Regions from separate parts of the Homo sapiens genome. Here region 1 is linked to region 2. A link is an interaction called in ENCODE POLR2A ChIA-PET data of the cell type or tissue named here. Cell type or tissue: CD4-positive, alpha-beta T cell. All regions are shown on one strand. Each heading gives the region's core, and the rest is flanking DNA. Links, peaks and the distances in the headings are about the cores only.

Region 1 (4,391 bases), core at 127-4,126, 68 kb before region 2:
GTCATAATTGGCTTGTTAATTCCTAAAAAATGGCTACCTGGACATTGATATTTTGTTGAATGTGTAGATCAGTTTGGGTAACTGACAACACTATTGAGTCTTCCAATTCATGAGCATGCTATGTTTTACATTTGTCCAGTTTCTCCTTGACTTTTGTCAGTAAATGTTTGTAGTTCTCATTGTACCAGTCTTGCACATATTTTGTTAAAATTATTTCAAAATATATCATGTTTTTGGTGATATTGTAAGTTGATTGCTTTCCTTCCATTGCCAGTTTTTTGGGTTTTTTTTTTTTTTTGAGACAGAGTTTCACTCTTGTCACCCAGGCTGGAGGGCAGTGGCACGATCTCAGCTCACTGTAACCTCCGCCTCCCGGGATTCAAGTGACTCTCCTGTCTCAGCCTTCCGAGTAGCTGGGATTACAGGTGCCTGCCACCACACCCAGCTAATTTTTGTATTTTTAGTAGAGATGGAGTTTCACCATGTCGGGCAGGCTGGTCTCGAACTCCTGACCTCAGGCGATCTGCCTGCCTCAGCCTCCCAAAGTGCTGGGATTACAGGCATGAGCTACCACGCCCGGTTCGCCAGTTGTTTTTTGATAGTATATAGAAACACCATTTTTATGTTGACCTCACACCCTGGGGCTTTGCTAAACTCAAGTATTAGTTCTGGGAACTTTTAAACAATAGACTCCTTAGGAGTTTTTAGAAACATGGTCATGTTATCTGCAAATAAAGAAAATTTTACTTTCTTCCTTTCCATTCTTGATGTATTTTATTTTATTTTGGCCTTATTAAACTGGTTAGTGTAATTCCTGATCTTAAAAGGAAAGCATTTAAACTTAAAGAGTGTCTAACATGCCAGGCACGGTGACTCATGTCTGTAATCCCAGCACTTTGGGAGGCTGAGGCGGGTGGATCACCTGGAGTTTGAGACCAGCCTGACCCTGATCAACATGGTGAAACCCTGTCTCTACTAAAATACAAAATTTAGCCAGGCATAGTGGCAGGGGCCTGTAATCTCAGCTTCTTGGGAGGGTGAGGCAGAAGAATTGTTTGAACCCAGGAGGCAGAGGTGGCAGTGAGCTGAGATCACGCCATTGCACTCCAGCCTGGGCAACAGAAGTGAAACTCCATCTCAAAACAAACCAACAAAAAAAAGTGCCTAACACACTGATGCTTCCAGGGAGGTGTTACATGGGGCTCCAAGAATGTCAACCATGTCCCCCTTCTTCATGGCTGACTTTGAACCAGGCCATTGTCATTTCTCCACTAAACTTTCCCTATAGCTTCCTACCTTTTCTCCCTACTTCACTCCACCCCCAGCCCTAGCTCCACTCCCAAGTCTATTCTCCATTCAGCAGCCACATTATCCTTTTAAGACACAAGTCAAACATCACCATAAGGACTCCTCCTCTTTTTCCCCCATCAGCCTCACTTTGTCTCCTTGGCTGAATCCCTCCACACCCCTATTTTAATGCCGTGTCTTGACTCACCTTCCCAGGGCGTGACATGCCTGCTCACGAATACTAGATTCATGGATCTTGATCTTCCTCTCTTAGCTCCTTCTGAACTAAACTCAACGAATTAAACTCAATTTGCACAGTAAAGTTGCTGAAAGGAGCTCTTAGAACCTCAGAATGTCTGGATCTTGGTGACCATGTGTAGAGAAGTCTAGGAAGGCTGGTAGGTTTGCCAAGTCTAGGAAGACAGACATTCCCTAGGGCTTTGCTCTGAAAACCCTGAGTAATATGAGTGTCTCCTAAGGTGAGCGATAATGACTTTTTACCTTTCTTGCAGGTCCTTAATTAGGGACTCCATAACAGACGCATCGTGTTAAATGGGACAGGAATTCCATTAGAGGAGAGAATGAGTAGGAAACTCCTTGGCCAGGACACAATGTTCAATCAGTTTTATGTTTGCAATAATGTCTTTGCCCCTGAAGACTGTATCCATCATCCAGTAGCTTTTGGTGAAAAACATCTTAAATAAACAGGAAGGCCTTGTCCTCCCCAGGCATCATCAATCACTCTGGCAGTCAATCAATCAGCAAAAGCTTTCTGGGGACCTATCACTCCCTGGCATTGTGGAAAGTGCTTTCACATGCCTTATCTTTTTTATTATCCTCAGGTGGGTAGGACAGATGTCACCCTCTTTCAGGCAGGAATCTGAGAGGCTGAGTGGCATGAGATCACATGGCTTGCCAAGGACAGACTTGGGGCTGGAACCCAGTTTCCTGATCATCTCTGCACCCAGGTGGAGTCCCAGTGCACCATGCTCTCCGCCATCAGAGGCTCTTTTTCTTTAAAAACAATGACTTGTGCTTTGAGGTCGCTGTAGATACCATCTTAAAGAGACTCTCTCACTCAACACATAATCAACTACAGCAGGAAAAGCCTGGGGCGGCCACCACCTACTGCAGAGAGAGACACACACAGAGAGAGAGAGAGAGAGACAGAGAGAGAGGACGGGAAGTAGGAAGTGGGGGGCTCACCAGCAGCTATGGAAGAGAAATAAAGGGAGACCATCTCTAGGGCTTGTCAGCTTTCAGGCAGCTGTATTCTTCCCAGCTCCTTTCTAATCAGTACGTCCTCTTCTAAAGGGTGGTTCCCACCACTCCTCCCGCTCTGCCTCTCTTAGGGAGCCCTTTAAAGCAGACGCTTAAGCTAAATAAACACACAAGTGAAACAAGCCAGGGCTGTGGCTGTGAAGGATGTAGCCAGTGAGCTCAGTGGACTTGGGCAAGTGTGTGTGTTTGTGTGTGTGTGTGCTGTGTGTGTGTTTGTGTGTGTATGGTGTGTGTGGTGTGTGTTTGTGGTGCGTGTGTGGTGTGTGTGCATGTGTTTGTGTGTGTGGTGTGTGTGGTGTGTGTGTGTGTGGTGTGTGTGTGGGGTATGTGTGTGGGGTGTGTGTTTGTGTGTGTGGTGTGTGTTTGTGTGTATGGTGTGTGTTTATGTGTGTGGTGTGTGTTTGTGTGGTGTGTGTGAGTGGAGTGTGTGTGTGGTGTGTTTGTGTTTGTGTGTTTGTGGTGTGTGTGTGGTGTGTGTTTGTGTGGTGTATGCTTATGTGTGTGGTGTGTGTGGTGTGTGTTTGTGTGGTGTGTGTGTGTGTTTGTGTGGTGTGTGTTTATGTGTGTGGTGTGTGTGGGGTGTGTGTTTGTGTGGGGTGTGTGTGTGGTGTGTTTGTATGTGTGCGCGCCAATATGAGGGGAAGGGTAGTGGGGACTCCTGGGCCCCCAGCCCTTTGCCCCTCTCTCCTGTGTTCTATTCCCTGGGCCTCTTTGTTTCTTGTGTCTTTCAAGCACCCATCACATGCCTTGATAGGTCACTGCTGCTCACCTTCATCCTGCTGTGTTTCCATTTGTGTCTGCCTTCCAGCCCTCCTGCCCTCCTGCCCTCCCTTCCTCCACTTCTCTTTTTTTTTTTTTTTAATTTTGAGATAGAGTGTCGCTCCGTCGCCCAGGCTGGAGTGCAGTGGTGCGATCTCAGCTCACTGCAACCTCCGACTCCCTGGTTCAAACGATTCTCCTGCCTCAGCCTCACGAGTAGCTGGGATTACAGGCGCCTGCTACTATGCCCGGCTAATTTTTGTATTTTTAGTAGAGACGGGGTTTCACCATGTTGGTTATGCTGGTCTGGAACTCCTGACCTCGTAATCCACCCACCTCGGCCCCTCAGAGTGCTGGGATTATAGGCGTGAGCCACCGCGCCCGGCCCCCTCCTCCTTCCCTTGCTTCCACTTTCAGTTGGGTAGATCTTTCTGTGATCTTAGAAAACACGTGTTTAGCTGATGGACAGTAGGAAGAGTGTGGGCCACGGAGCCTGAATTTGAGCCTCTCAGAGCTCAGTTCCTCATGTATAAAATGGGGTTGACTATCGTACTACGTTAAAAGCTGTTGGGAAGATTAAATAAATAGCACGCGTTGGATGCATGGAACAGTGTCCGACTCCCTCAGGACTCCGTAAGGTTGAACATTCGCACAATTGCAGGATTCCCCATTAGCAAGGCACCAGAGGCAAGCAGGTGTGGGTCCTGCTTTGATCCCTGGATTCCTAGACCCCTAAAGCTCAGGCTTTATCACAGTATACAAATGCCATTTTCTGTTTGGTCCTTTTTTTTGCTTATCTTACTCTAGAACTGTTGGACCACATAAATAATTTACCGAATAGGGGACAGAGGAGACACCTAGAAAGATTTGGGACCTACACTTGGGACAAGGCAACTCAAAAGGAGATGAGAGTACTGTATCTGGCTTCTGTGAAAACTTTGTGATGGGCAAATTAATTTTTCTTGGTCTCAGTTTCTTAAACAATAACATAGGGATCATTAAATGCTTCACGGGGTTTTGTAAGGGTCAATGAGCTGATGTCTGTAAAAGAGCTTTAAAACTCT
Region 2 (4,391 bases), core at 259-4,258:
CAGGCAACCTGGTCCTTAGTCCATGACTTCAGCCATTGCCTTATACTAGCCTTTGATTCTACAGCAATCTTTTAAATTTTTGAGTAAAAACTCAATTGATATATGTTTGTATCTTTAAAAACAAATTATTTTGGAAATCCTGAAGCCTGTATAAAAGTAGAGAGGAGAGCGTGATGAGACCCCACTTACCCACTACTCAACCTCAGCAATTATCAACTCATGGCCAATCTTTTATTGTATCTCTCCTCATTCACCTCCTCCTGGCTCTTGAAATATATTAAAACAAATATAAGAAATCATATATTCTCATCCATAAATATTCCAGAATGCATCTCTAAAAGACAAGGACTTCTTTTTATTACACTTGATCTTAGTCAAAAGACCAAGAAGCGATGACAAGGACTTCTTTTAAAAAGCATAGCCATAGCCATAGCTACAACATCACCATCACACCTTAAAAAAGAGAAAAATTCCTGAATTTAATCAAATATCCAGACAGCATTTCAGTTTCTCTGACTGTCTCAAAAACGTTTTGAGGGATTTTCTCCCCAAATAGAATCCAAGTAAGATCACTGTAGTTGTTCTGTTTTCATCTACATGTCCCCTCCCCTCCCTTTTCCCCCTTCAAAGTCGAGAGAAAACAGGTCCTTTGTCCTACCAAGTGTTCCACACTCTGAATTTTGCTGATTTTTGTCTCCTTTGATGTCATTTAAACCATTTCTCTGTCTCTCTCCTGCATTTCTTATAAATTGGGAGGCATAAATAGAGGTACAATCTGACTCAGGTTTTGATTTTTTTGTCATTAGTCATAGGCAGTGTCATAGGCAGTGGTGTGATAATCCCACCAGGAGTACATACCGTCTGGTTATGTCTGTTTCTGTAATGTTAATATCTCTTGCCTGATCCTTTATTTTATGGGGATGCTATTCTACTATTCCTGCTTCGTTCGTTATGTGGAATATTTCCATTAAAGGAAATTTGTCCTCATCAACTCTTTAGTTACCCTAAATTTTGCACAGTAAAAGCAGGAAAAATGCTTGGTTATTTTCTATTTACCAGTTTTCAGCGAAATGAGCTATTTCCTAGCTTCTCTAAACGTGTCCGATGAGGGTTTTTTTCCTGAGTAATTTTAAACCTGTAACTTCACAAATATTGATGTGCTTCAGTCTACTGCAGTTATTGATGCTTGAACTGTATTATCTTTACCTGGGTAAACAGAACTTCCTCCATTTAGTTATTGGGTACTTGTAACACTACCCCATCATATTCTAGGCTCAACCTGTTCTATGTAATATTTTTAATGATATCTCTCCATATTATCTTTTGTTCTATTTTTCAACTAGCTGACAAACAGCTAGGAGGCGTGGCTGTTGAGGCTTCCTGGATTCATCTTCCAGCTTTTACATTTTCTGCTACATGACTTGGGCAAGTTATTTAACTTAGCTCTGCAACAATTCCTTCATCTATAAAATGGGAATCATAATAATTGTACTTACCACAAGTTGTTAATAGAAGGATAAACTGAATTAATGTATGTAAAAACACTGAGCACAGTACCTCACACACAGCAAAAACTCAACAAATAGTAGTTATTTTCATTAGGTTTAATAAGACTGCTTTAGTGTGTCCTCTTTCTAAATTTTTCTAAGCATTATTGACACAGTTGTGATTATAATTTACATTTATTTGCTTCCTGACATTTTTTCTTGTAACAACATACACATTATATATGTTCCAACAAACATTTCAGAAACACAAATTCCAAAAATGCTGTAAAACTCTATTATGTGGTAAATACCATAATTTACCTAACCTACAAGCTCTCCCATAAAGACAGCTAATTTCCAACTTTCCCTAGTATTAATACAAATAACGCAGTAGTGACTATCTTTGTGGACAGAGGTTTTTGTTTTTCTTCTACATTTAGCATTATTTCTTTACTACAAATTTCCAAAAGCGAAATGACTAAGTTTTGACCAAATTTATTTCCCCATGGTTTGTAATCGATTCACATTTACGTTTTTAGTGTGGACTGAAAAATGTTTATCCACTGCCAATTATTTTTCATGCTCTTTTATACAATCCGATGACAAAATCAAGCCATTGAAATTGGTCAGCGCTATTGAAAAAATGGTGTAGTATGGTCACAGTCTCCTAGCAGTCTATGTACAGCAATGTCAGCCTAGCTTCGTTGAGTCAAACCAGGGAGATGGAGGGAAATTTTGGCTGCCACAGCCTTGAGTGCGGTGAAAAAAGAAAAAAAAGAAAGAAAAAGAAAACCAGCACTCTGAGTAATCTAGTAATTGGGTTCTGCCCTCTCATGAGCTGACAGGAGACCACAATCACGTGAAACAACCACCAAAGATGGTAACAGCTCAGCAAGAGTGACTTGGGCTTAACAGGTGCAGAGTCCTGGCTTGGAAAGGGAGCTTGGCTTACCAGGGCTCTGCTGCACTCTTGAACCTGGCTGCAGGGGTATGAAAGGGGCTGAAATCTGGCCCAACCCCTGCCAAGCAGTGAAGCTTAGTGTGGATATTACCCTTCCAGAAGGATCCTCCCAGAAAGAGCAGATTTTTGCCACTCATCTACCCAGGAGAGGTGCTACTTTCGAATTCACACAAAGGCTGTGTGTGCCACATAGGTTCCTGACATTCCTTTGAGTGAGAAGCCTTGATCTGACAGGAAGACAGCTAGAGAGTGCTTAACTGTTGCTTCTCCAGAGTCAATTCCTTGTGGAAACTTTCTGTCCCTGCACCTGTGAAATGTGCTTAATGGATTTTGGAGACCTACGGTAAGATGGAAGATGATAGTCCTCAAAGGCCAGGAATCCCAAGGTGTATTACTTGAGCCACTCCTAAACCCAACAAAATTTCCCTTCTAAATTGCTATCCGCTCCCAAATAAGTATCTTAATTTAGCTAATTTTGTAGCCTAATGGTGAAGCTACAGACGCTAAATGAGAAAAGCCTGGATTAGAATTCTGCCTTCACTAAAATAATATCTGTGTGATCTCACATTCCTCCTTATCTGCAGATTCAGGAAATAGAAGCACCTGCTTTCCACTTTTCAGGGTTGTTTTGAGGACTAAATGAGTCACTGTGCATAAAGTATTTGGTGTGTTTTAAGTATTCCATAAAGGTGGGCTCTCACTGTTATTGTGCATTTGAGCCACCTTTGCCTCCTACCCCTTGTTTTGGGTAGGGAGTGGGTTTCTTCCTCTTGTGATGGGAATATTTCCATTTACCTGTGTTATACAGTCTTGGTTCTGGGGTTTGCATGCTGAGTGTAGCAGGAAGGGAGGAGGAAGCACTTACTTCTAAAGGGCACAGAATAGTTGCCACCTTCGTTAGCTATTCCTTTTCTATTTCCTATTCACCCAAGAGGAATTCCATGCATCTCCTCGGGCGTCTAGCACCGCCAGCGAGCAAGAACACACACCTCATTCCCTCCGATTAAAATGAGTAAGGCAAAGGGATGAAATGTTCCTTTCGGCACTCACTCAGGTAAATTGGTTCTCAGTGTTTAAAAGGAGAGAGGGGGAACAAGAATGATGCTCTGTGCCAGAGTTCTGTGTTAAGTGCTTCCAGTCCTCTGGCAAAAGCAGACTGTGCATAGCCCCACCCAGGCTTGAGGAGACTTCTCCCCACAGCATCTGTTTAAAATAAAAATATTGCCGTATGTCAGAGGAAGGTTTGAACCTTCCCACTGCTCCTCTCTTGCTCCTTCTGTCATAATGGAGGTAGAAGATTTAATGACAACCTTCCATTCCAAGGAGGAGAGACTAGATTCAAATCCTGTGATGGGGAGGAAGGACAGGAACCTAGAGGCAGAATATTGAATTCCAGGCCTTGTTCTGTCCTTTATTAGCTTTGTGAGCTTGGAACAGAGACTTCATCTTCTAGAAAGAAGTAATCTTAAGCTTAGGGTCCTTGATTGTGTCTTGCTTATGAGGTATCTTTGCCAAACAATTCAATGTGATTCTAATCAGACCACTAGATCTAACTACCAGTTTACAGAAAATACAGGGAATGGAGGAACATGTTAAATGACACCACAGTGATATAATCAGCAAAATCTAAAAGGTGAGAAATTTACAGGGCAAATCACTCTCTTTCTTTAACAAGAGAATGTCAGGGAGACAAGGAGGCCTATATAGCTGATAGAGATTTAAGAGAGTTGATCAAATGCAATGTGTGAACTGCTTTTTCTTCCAATGCAAACAAAGCAACTGTAGAAATACATTTACAGGAAATCTGAGACATTTGAAAGGGTTTGGATGTTTGATGACTTGAAAAATTACTGTTATTTTCTTTGGAAGTAACACTGGTAGTGCCATTGTGAAAGTTCTTCTTGGAGATACATACTAAAGTATGTATGGATAATAACAGAATA

Evidence for each region. ChIA-PET counts read pairs that join two places held together with the same protein. Peaks named below come from ENCODE experiments on the same cell type or tissue, not always from the same donor. Only the 100,000 strongest peaks of a DNase experiment are listed, where the experiment ranks them.
Region 1: POLR2A ChIA-PET joins it to region 2 with 7 read pairs; 4 of 35 experiments call an interaction of 5 or more read pairs at or near these places.

Annotation. Positions count from the first base shown.
Region 1 is chr4:38,240,851-38,245,241 of GRCh38, forward strand. It overlaps LOC105374408 (a long non-coding RNA gene), which reads right to left and starts at 2,605. Exons shown (of 2, transcript XR_925214.3): 1 at 2,494-2,605. RefSeq lists enhancers at 2,386-2,887, 2,529-2,698 and a silencer at 3,664-3,861. In CD4-positive, alpha-beta T cell, for the core only: no CTCF peak of the experiment used is centred there; no DNase peak of the experiment used is centred there.
Region 2 is chr4:38,308,304-38,312,694 of GRCh38, forward strand. No RefSeq gene overlaps it. Among named protein-coding and RNA genes, the nearest start is that of LINC02513, 56 kb to the right of the region's middle. RefSeq lists enhancers at 2,102-2,231, 2,242-2,401. In CD4-positive, alpha-beta T cell, for the core only: no CTCF peak of the experiment used is centred there; a DNase peak (open chromatin) is centred at 2,298; H3K4me3 peaks cover 757 bases; H3K27ac peaks cover 572 bases.